Linked DNA regions of Homo sapiens: region 1 is linked to region 2. A link is a contact called in ENCODE Hi-C or POLR2A ChIA-PET data. All regions are on one chromosome and are shown on one strand. Each heading gives the region's core, a stretch centred on a gene start or an enhancer-like site at or near the end of the contact. The rest is flanking DNA. Distances are from core to core; before and after follow the strand shown.

Region 1 (5,409 bases), core at 2,308-4,807, 250 kb after region 2:
ATGCTGGGTGGGGGTTACAGGTGGGCTGCTTGCCTCCCTCCACAATCTGGAAGGATACCCAAGCAAAGCACCACACGGAGCTCTTAACATGCTCTAGTTCCCTGACCCTCCCCCCCACCACCTCTCCTTTCTTCTTCATCCCCAACTCCCCTGTGCTAGGAAGGGTGGGCTTTTCTTTTAGTTTTCCCAGGTCAAATGGCCCACCAATCATTGAGCAGAAAGCCTCGCGGCCTTGCTGCATAGCCAGTACAACTGTTTCTACTCTGTGAGTCGAGGCCTCCAGGCAGGGTTTTTGATGGGTAAAAATTGAGAAATAAAAGAGTTTAGAACATCTTAGACAATAGGTTGGGTAAAAGTCTACTGTCTTGTTGAAAATGCTATTTTGAAGATCAAAAGCTGAATATTGAATTCTTTTTTCTGTCTTAGAGTTCCTTTTACAGAAATCCTAATCTCTCTGAGGTCAATGAATGCCTAGGGCAGATTAGAATCACGTACTCAGAGTGACAGAGAGAAAAAAATGTTCAATCGATTAGCTCTATTATAATTTAGGTGCAAAGCCCAGGATTTAAGCGCAGGGCTATTAGATTCTAAAACATAAACTCCTTCTACTCTGCAAGGCCACTTCTGGGTGCAAGGACTGTCCCATCACTCCTTGGGTATTCACGTGGCCTGACAGGTGCTGCAAAATGTTCTCATTCCCCTGACAAAAGAGGATGGGGTTCCCCTCATGACTCCCCCATGCCTTACCTTCCAACTAATTTGGTAACATATTTGTGTTCTGCTACCAGTGCTTGATTTCAGATATAATTCTTAGTACTTTCAGCGACCGTGATGAGGTCAAGAAGGAGTTTTCTCTGAGTAGAGGGGCAACCATGACCCATCACATCACTTTTCAACTCTGCCTGTACTAGGGGCCAGTGCTGTCACACGGGCTGTGTGACAATGAAACATCTGGTCAAAAAGTGAGAAATCCATTTGGATTTTTCCTAGGAGGAAAGAAATATCTAGATATTGAGAAATACCTGGAGCACTGAATGAAGTTTTTACTTTTCATCTTCTCATTTGAGATCATGTTGATATAACCAAAGGGTGCAAAAAAAGTACAGTGGTGGTTTGAGAAAGACCATGGCAGACGGAGATGTCTCTGGCCATCACATATTTTTGAAGAGAAAATACAAAGATGGCCACACTTGTTGACATTTGATAGTTTAAAACGTGAATGGTAACGTGATGGAAACAAAAAATAATAATAAGAAGAATATCACCACTTACTCATCTGTTGGAAGAAGAAGCCTTTCTTTCCACAGGCAGCTAGGACAAGAGGAAGAGACACTGAGAGAGATCAGATGGACTAGGCCAAAGATCCAGGAGCAAGCGGGATGTAGGAGCCCCAGCAGGGCCCAGGAGGATTGGGAGGGTGAGGAAAAGGGCAGGTGCAGGCCAAGCAGGCAGAAATGTAGATGCTGCTATAACGAGCTCAATTTTGAGGAGAGGCAAAGATATTCTAAGGGGATTTTGAGGATGTTCAGCTCTGTGATGGGCAGTGTAACCAATCCCCTCCCCCACCAGAAAACTTTACATAAAGATCTGCATTCATCTTTCAGGTTTTAGAAATGAGTCATGTAGCTTTTTTCTCAGTTGCCAAAGTCCTTAAAGAAAGAGAACAGTAGCCCAGTTACAGTTAGGTTATATGAGTATGAATGACCACACAAAGGCAAAATTATAAAGCAGGTGGAAACTGGGGTTTTCTCATCCGCAGTGACCTTTCTAGGACTCATGGCAGGTAAGGGGGGGCTGATTTTCAGGTCCCTTTGTCTTTTAAATAATGTCTACACCAGATTCTTAGACCACATGAAGTCAGAAATGGCAGCAAGGTTTTAGAAGATGGGAAGGGGACTTTCTATCAGGTCTGATGGGACGCTCTCTGCTGTGCCTGGGCCCTCTGGCTATGTTTGCATGTCACTGGTTTCATCAAGGAAGAAACAGAGAATCTGGGTCGAGTATGTCGGGGAGCCATGGCTTCTGATAACAAACACAGTAGCAGAGCAGCACATTCACTCTGCCATAAGAGATTTGGGTTTGAATCCTCAGTTATGCTTGTTCACAGGTTCACATCATCTAGTGTCTGGTGCAGAGTGAGACTTGATTAAAGTTAACTGCTATTATTATTATTACAGCTATAGAACTTGGGTTTATGAGAGGATGAAGGGGAAGAAGACACCGAGAGAAAGATGAGAGAAGAGATAGCTCAAGGCAGAAATTCAGTGTCTGAAGTGAAGTTTATCTGAACATCCTAGCATGTTCCAGGTCCAAGGAGAATCCTGGAGAGCTTGCAGGATGAAGCTTGCTCTTGACTTTCCTAACATGTTAGGGATCTAAAGTTGCCTGGAAGCATCTCTTTGGGTTTGGCTTTGCTCTCTCCAGGCCACATGGGTGTGTCACATTTTCTTAGTTTGACAGTTTAGAGAGTTCATGTCCACCTTTGGCACTGAACCAAGAACACTGGACTTGGCCTCATAGCCAGAGAGGAGGATGTTGTCAAATTGGCCCTGGGTGTGAACAACCCAGGGGCTCACATGGGGGAGGCAATTCCCAGGCCTCCGTTTCTAGGCACTGCTAAAAACAGGAAAGGCAGAAAGACAAACAGCGGTTTATGAGAAAGCAAAATGCAATGGCAACTTCAACAGATTCCCCACTGTTCCCTCGTGTGGCGTCAGCTGGGCTACAGAGAGTGTGCAGCACGTGGTGCCATGGGTATTATTTGTTTGTTCTAGAAAGAATTTCAGCCTCAGAGGGGAGGATGAATTAAATGACAAGCTCCTATAGTTCTTTCCAGTAAGAAGCCAGTAAATGATTCTTTATTTGAAAGATAGCGTTTAAGTCTTACAATTATGGTGGGTTGGGATATAGGACACTGTTGGTTGCCCACCCTCCTCTGTGGTGGGGAGAATGGGGTGTTTTCTGATGTATTTCCAAGGAATTCAGAAACTTTCTTAAGGAAGACACAGATTCTCCACATAGCTGCTTCCCCAAGCTCTATAGGGGATTCTTATAAAGAAGCATCTTTTTATTTAATACAGCTCCACAAATCACCCTTATATTTGGCGTATGTTCAGAAGTATTAGTACAACAACAAAATGCATATTTTTTTTAAAGGCAAGAGACTTTGGCCAGTATTTGGCTATGTTTAAAACACCAGCATGGTAAACATTTAGGACAACTTTAGCATGCCTTTAGTATAATATTTTCTTAAAGTATGAAGGGAGGTAGGGACTCCAGATCCAAATAATTTTCTAAACCTCTTAAAAGCCACAGTAGATTTGAAGAGAAAGATTATCACTTAGGTCTTCGAATTAAGTTTCCTTTTGTGTACTCATCTGTAGCATGTAAGCTGCCTGAATGTTTATTTATCAACAGGAGAAGGGAGGAAGAGAGAGAGAGAGAAAGAGAGAGAGATAGAGAGAGAGAGAGAGAGAGAGACTGACTGAATGTGGGAGGAAGCTGCAGAGCTAGCGAGCTCAGGAGTGATCAGGGGAGAAGTTCTGGTTAGGGAACCCGGCCCAGACTTTAGCCATGGGGCAGTGGCGACACCTTCTGGCTTATCCCTGAGCAAACAAACAAACAAACAAAAAACTCCCCAAAAACCTATTGTGTATTTTCCACAGAGAACATGTACGTGTGTTTTCTATTAGACTTTCCAGAAACTCATAAATGATTGTAGAACCCATCGTGCTAATAGAAAGTACGGCATAAATGCTGACGGAAGCTATTAATGCTGATTGTAGTTTATGTGGCCAAATGAATCAGGCTGAAATCTGTGAGTTTTTTTATGGTTACTTTATAACAGGTTATTTTTAAGTATCAGGCCATAGATTAGGTTTAATGCGGATGCTCACACACTTAGAATGAGCTGGTTAAGAGAGATTCTAACTTTATCAGTCATCCGTTCCAGCGTTTAGACCTAGAGATTTTTCTCAATTCTCCCTCCCCCAAAACACTTAGGCTGAAGTACATTCACCACATTTTGTCTTGTTTCATCCTCAAATAGCCACATCTTTTACATAAGAGCCATTCACAAACTTAAAAACTGCCTCTGTGCCACTGCAATGCTAGACTGAAATAATTACTGGATTTGGTGATTCTGTGAATATCCTACAAATTCTCTTCCAGTTGCCCATTCTTTTATTTGTTAAACAGGCATCTATTCGGTGCCCACTGTGGGCCAACTTTGTGCCCCTTTCCCCACATGGATTGCTGGGTGAGGACCCTGATGGGGAAGGTGGGAAGTGTTGAGTATATTTAAGGAAATACACATGGTAGTCATTCATTGAGTATTCATCGGATCGTGAACTGATTTGATCACCATTTCCTAAATGACACACTCTTGTTTAATTCAGCACTACATACATATTAAATAGTGGATTATATTAAATGTTAATATACGCAAGTCAAGAGCACAGATCATGGGACCAGCTGCCTGGGCTGGGGTCCTGACCCTGACACATACTAGCTTGGGCAGGTTGCTTAACCGGTGCTTGTTTCCTTCTCTGCAAAGTGGAGATCATAACATGGCATACCTTAGAGGGTTGCTGGGAGCAATAATTGAGTCATCACCTGCAGAGGGCTTAGTACAGTGCCCGGCATGCTGTAAGCAGTTGTTATGTACAATGTGTATGTGCAACGCATGATGATGCTGATGTATGAGAAACAAAGCATACAAAAAAAGCAACAAAAAATTCTTAGAGCTGCAAGAAAAAAGTGGCTCTTGCCTCTGGCTCTGCTCAGTAAACATCGTGCTTGACTCATCCTCTGCCCTGAAATGCTGACATGAACAGGGATATTCAGCTGTTCCTTTCATTCTGACTCTACAGCCAGAACCACAGTCCCCCAGCCGAAAGCCTTCATCATAACAGATGTGAAATGGGGCAACCTTAAAGGTTGGGGGTGACTGATACTTACACAGAATTCCCCAGATATGCTACAAGTACACCTGGACCTCCCTCCCCCTTGCTCAGAGCAGTTCCCTGGATACCCTAATGTGCCCCAGCAAAAATTACAGTTTGTGGGGAGAAGCTACCCATTGGATGTTTGAGTTGCACAGCTTTTACTACATGAGTCTTGCATCTCCTAAAGTTTGAAGTGTGTAGCAAATTAAATGTGCAATTTTATACTTCTGTTTCCTGAAATCTAGTAGGGGGTAAATGACTCAGATTTTTCCAGCACCAAAGGAGAATTTAAAATAGTGTGTCCTTTTTGGCAATGGCTAGGACAGGTATTTTCACCAGAGAGAGAAAAAATATCACCTTAACTTGAAAGTGAATATATAAGAATTGAATATACAAGAATTCAGTCTCCTTTTATTTGTTACTAGTAGAAGACAGAGCCCATATATATATATATTTTCAGGGT
Region 2 (5,351 bases), core at 175-2,674:
TCCTTTCTCTGACATCCTCATTTGGTCCTAAATGGGTTTGGGATGCCTACAGGAAATATCGCTTTTGGGAGGGAGCTTGGACATCATCTGGCCTGACCCCCTTCACCCTGCAAATGGATCTCGGAAGGTCACAAAGGGCAAGAGACGGGCTCAGGGCACAGAACAGATGCAGCACTGAGCTGGGAGGAATCCTCATGTCTCCTGAAGCCTGTGTTCTTTCTGCTATAGCGCGTCTTGGCTCTCTGGAGTGAGTTACCCAGTGTTACTTCTACCCTAGGAAGGTGAGGTGTGGCGCGTTGGGACTGCCTGGAGCTGTCAGGCCACACGCTCATGCACATGCATGTATGCACAGTGGGAGTGGATACAAAATTTAAAATAAAAAACAATTTTAGTTTGTCTAAACCACGGGTTGGGGTGAGGGGTGGTGAGCAAACCACGACCAGTGACTTACTCTTGTACAGCTTGTGAACTGAGAATGACTTTTACTTTTTTTTTTTGAGATGGAGTCTCGCTCTGTCGTCCAGGCTGGAGTACAGTGGCGCAATCTTGGCTCACTGCAAGCTCCACCTCCCAGGTTCACGCCATTCTCCTGCCTCAGCCTCCCAAGTAGCTGGGATTACAGGCACCCGCCACCACGCCCAGCTAATTTTTTTTTTTTTGTATTTTTAGTGGAGATGGGGTTTCACTGTGTTAGCCAGAATGGTCTCGATCTCCTGACCTCGTAATCTGCCTGCCTCAGCCTCCCAAAGTGCTGGGATTACAGGCGTGAGCCACCGTGCCCAGCCTACATTTTTAAGTCGTAGTGAAAAAATAAGATGTGACAGTGACTGTATGTAACCTCAAAGCTGGAAATACTTAACCATGTGACCCTTTCCAGAAAAAGTTTGCCAATCCCTGACTTGATGACCTGTCTGATTGTTCACCCAGTAATGGTTGGCAGTCTTCCTAGGACATTCAAGACTCCCTCTTTATAGGTAGATCTGGTTGGCTTCATAGGCTCAGACTCTGAAATGCAGAATTGGCAGCTTTCTTCCTTCGTCTGTCAGATGCCTATGGCTTTTCTAAGTTTCTTGCTGTTGCTGAATTTTTCTCTCCTCAGGATAAATCAAGCAGTGGAATCCTTTGTCAGGTGAATTAGGGAGCCGAGGCTGGTGATGGACATTTACTGCTGGTACCCACGGTAGGGCAGGGAGGCAGGGACACTGTTGCCTGAGGTGTCCTGCAAATAAATGACTCGGCTGGGGCTAACCAGAGTTGAAGGCTGAGAACAGACAGCTGCCAAGAGTGTGACAGGGAAAATGTCTTTCCCGTCAAAGAAAAACATAAAGATGCTTGCAATCTGAGTATTTCTGTTTCCTCCCCTCCACGACAGGCTTCTCAACTAGTTCCTGTCTAGCCAGGCTGCTCATTTCTTTATAGTCACTGAACCAGAATAACCACAGATCAAGCCGGAAGCACATGATAACCCGCTGAACTCCGCACAGCCCTGGCTGGGCTTCTCTGAGTGAACAAACGCTGCCCTGGTCTCCGCAGCTGTGAAATATCCAGTGAGCATCCAGCTGCGGGTTAGTTACTTCCACAGTCAGAGAAGGAAAGAAGAAAATAAGAGTGACAGATGCACAGAACCACGGACATTCGAGACTGTCATAGCTGTTCACAGTTGTTGAAGATTTACAGGCAAGCCGTTTGGAGTTTAAATGTGAGATGACACCAGGGGCCTCTAATGTACAGTGGAGCTTTAAGCATGATATGGGGGCAGAAAATGGTCTGGGAACCCCCTTCTCTGAGATCTTAGAAGTTCTGTTCTATTGACTCCAGGCAGGGCTGCAGCCACGGTGCACTTCATGGACTCATAAATATAACATTATTGGACAAAAAAACCCCAATCCTTCTCTGACTGATTAGGCCCAGATTGGTCAGCCCATAAATCAATGCTGAATAAGAACTATAAAGTTGTGAATCAATGTGTCCCAGATCTCCAAACTGGAATGAAAAAACAGGAATAAAATAGCTGGAGCTCTTCCAAGATCCTTCTTTTCATCCCCCTCCTCCCACCGCCCCATATGCTAGTATGCTAATTTTAAAAGGCTTCTCTTTTCCGCTCCTTGGCCTGGCTGTGGACAGCATTTCAGGGCAGGAAATTCGGTCTAGAAGTGTGGCTGAGGAAACAAGAGGCTGTTCTGTTGCATTTCTGTTCAGGACTGATCTGTAGCTCTGTCGTGTATCCTTGGTCATGTATCCTTGGCCAGGGTCTCCACCTGTGGCCGAGAAGTGATGGCATTTGTTGTCTGTGTCACAGATACAGGAAGGGAACAAGAGTGATCAGGTCATGTGTGGTCCATGAATGGTTTTTTAGGTCCAAGCAGTTTAAGGGCTCTGAGTCCCTGCATTGAAATATTAAATATAATAATGGATTCTCACCTGTAATCCTAGCACTTTGGGAGGCTGAGGCGGGTGGATCATGAGGTCAGGTGTTCAAGACCAGCCTGGTCAAGATGGTGAAACCCCATCTCTACTAAAAATACAAAAATTAGCCTGGCATGGTGGCAGACACCTGTAATCCCAGCTACTCGGGAGGTTGAAGCAGGAGAATTGCTTGAACCCAGGCAGCAGAGGTTTCAGTGAGCCGAGATCATGCCACTGCACTCCAGCCTGGGCGATAGAGTGAGACTTCGTCTCAAAAAAAAAAAAAAAAAAAAAAAAAAATGGAGTCTCCTCTTAGAACTGCACATGAGGTTTAGAAATGCCACCTGGTCATCCCTGTTGGACATGGTTACCCTCTTTGGATCTGGGAGCTGAGGGTATCTGCTGTGAATGTTGTCCACGTGTACTTGGAGGGCATTCCCTGTCCTTATTCCTCTGGAGTTCCAAAGCAAAGTTTGTTTTCTGAATCCCCCTTCTCTACCACTCTCCTCTCCAAAACACACCCTCAGGGTACTCTTTCCCCTCCTTTTGACAGCTCATTTCAGGGACACACTGTGTACATGTACCTGCCCCTCATAAGGGCTCGTTGTTAGGGGCCTGCTCTCCTGGGCTGGGAGCTCTCACTATTTCCTGGTCACCCCGACGCTGAGCTTCCCTGCTATCTTCTCCCCTTTGGGGAGGACACACACATGGCCCCACGCAAATATTCTGTGCTGGTGGCCTCCTGGTTTTCCCCAAACACAGACTATAAAGACTGGAAGGAACCGCAGGCTCACCCAGTTCCACCTGCTCATTTGGGGAAACTGAGGGGTGCCAACTTACCTAAGGTAGAACTCACACATCTTTCCACCCATTTCACTTTATCCTGGTATAAACCTGAGCTGACTGCATTCTTGTTCTTTCCCCCTGTAAAGAAATAAAGTCCCATTTAGGTTTTCCCAAAGCACTGTCTCTGTACAGTTGGCTGTTTCCTGTGGACATTTTCATTTTCTCCTGTGTTTTTCTCTCTCTTTGCTGTGACTTACAAGACCATGAACACATAAGCACAGGACCCCAGAGGAAAAGTTCTCTCTTTCAGTGTGTGCCTCCAGGAGGAATGAGACTACCGGCAGTGATGTTTGACTGATGAGCACCATTGTGGTGCTTTACCACTAGCGGTCACAGAAACCTTGCAGAATGTGTCTAGGGAAGTGGATTTTGTAGGGTTGGCTAAATTTGTACCACCCACAGCACAATAGCAGCACTGTACAGAAAAGGTGGCTTTGAAACAGGTTCAGTTTTACATTACTGTGAGGTACAAAATCAGGTGAAGGACCATTTCTATAGCTTAAGAATTTATATTTTTCCTCTTAGACCTGAAACTTTATTCATCCTGGGTCTTCTACCTTTAAAAAATTGAGACATTATTTCTCCCCATTTTCTGGGAAGACAATCCACCCTCAAAATTAGCTGTAAGAAATAATGTGATCATCAACAAAGTAAAAAGGTAACTCTCAGAATGCGAGCAGATATGTATAAATCATGCATCTGATAAGGGATTAATATCCAGCATATATAAAGAACTAAAATTCAAAAACAAAGAGCCTAATTTAAAAATGGGCATTTCTGGGCCAAGTGTGGTGGCTCACACCTGTAATCCCAGCACTTTGGGAGGCTGAGGTGGGCGGATCATGAGGTCAGGAGATTGCAACAATCCTGGCTAATATGGTGAAACCCCGTCTCTATTAAATATACAAAAACAAAATTAGCTGTGCGTGGTGGTGGGCACCTGTAGTCCCAGCTACTCGGGAGGCTGAGGTGGGAGAATGGCATGAACCTGGGAGGTGGAGTTTGTAGTGAGCCGATATCGCACCACTGCACTCCAGCCTGGGTGACAGAGTGAGACTCAGTCTCAAAAAAAAAAAAAAAAAAAGGCATTTCTCCTAAGAAAATATACAAATAACCAATAAACACATGAAAAGAGGCTCAACATCACCAAACATTAGGGAAACGCAAATCAAAACCGTAATGAGGTAACACTCACACCAAATAGGATGGCTACTATCAAAACACCATAGCAAAAAGCAAGTATTAATGAGGATACACAGGATTTGGAACTCTTGTGCCCTGTTGGTGGGAATGTAAAATGGTACAGCTACTGTGGAAAACAGTATGATGATTCTTCAAAAAATTAAGAATAGAATTACCATAGGATTCAGCAATTTTGCATCTATAGGTTGGTGCAAAAGTAATTGCGATTGTTGCCATTAAAAGAAATAGCAAAATCCACGATTACTTTTGCACCAACCTAATAGGTCTATACCAAAAAGAATTGAAAGAAAGATCTCAAAGAGATATTTGTACACTTATGTTCATAGCAGCATTGTTCATGATAGCTAAAATGCAGACACAACCCAAGTGTTCCTCTACAGAAGAATGAATAAACAAAATGGTATGTACATTCAATGGAAAATTATTCAGCCTTAAAAAGGAAGGAAATTCTCACACAGGATACAACATGGATGAACCTTGAGGACATTATGCTAAGTTAAATAAGACAGTCACAAAAAGACAAATACTGTATGATTCCACTTATATGAGGTAATTATTTGAGTATAAAATTACTAGATCTAATCTAAATCTGCCAATTACTATTCAAAATAATAGAGATGGTGGTTGCCAGGGGATGGGGGCAATTGAGAGTTATTGTTTAATGGGTAAATAATTCCAATTTTACAAGATGGAAAAAGTTCTGAAGATGGGTGGTGGTGATATTTATACAACATTATGAATGAAGGTATTAAAACCACTGGAACTATACACCCTGAAAAATCTTTAAGAGGTTAAATTTTAAGTTATGTGTATTTTATCAAAATAAAAAATTGGAAACAATATTGTAAAGTTTTAATAATCTAAAGAAAATTCTTCCTTTAGGGTGTTATTCCCAA

Evidence for each region. Hi-C counts contacts between places; a loop is a spot of excess contacts on that map. ChIA-PET counts read pairs that join two places held with the same protein, here RNA polymerase II (POLR2A). Pooled maps may share reads with other maps.
Region 1: a loop to region 2 is called in a map of GM12878, with 2.8 times the contacts of the local background. The contact joins two enhancer-like sites. A Hi-C loop is called at or near these places in 2 of 168 maps with a recorded cell type or tissue (GM12878 and naive thymus-derived CD4-positive, alpha-beta T cell), 19 of 37 single-sample maps with no recorded cell type and 10 of 50 pooled maps. POLR2A ChIA-PET finds 5 or more read pairs at or near these places in 1 of 52 experiments (WTC11).

Annotation. Positions count from the first base shown.
Region 1 is chr6:45,919,379-45,924,787 of GRCh38, forward strand. The region is part of intron 4 of CLIC5 (chloride intracellular channel 5); the gene reads right to left. Among named protein-coding and RNA genes, the nearest start is that of CLIC5, 94 kb to the right of the region's middle. RefSeq lists an enhancer at 4,928-5,077. Within about 2 kb of position 3,558, at least 2 of the 41 ENCODE cell types and tissues checked have a DNase peak (open chromatin) inside an H3K27ac peak, as active enhancers do.
Region 2 is chr6:45,676,232-45,681,582 of GRCh38, forward strand. No RefSeq gene overlaps it. Among named protein-coding and RNA genes, the nearest start is that of RUNX2-AS1, 100 kb to the left of the region's middle. RefSeq lists enhancers at 1,531-1,590, 1,601-1,720. Within about 2 kb of position 1,425, at least 10 of the 41 ENCODE cell types and tissues checked have a DNase peak (open chromatin) inside an H3K27ac peak, as active enhancers do.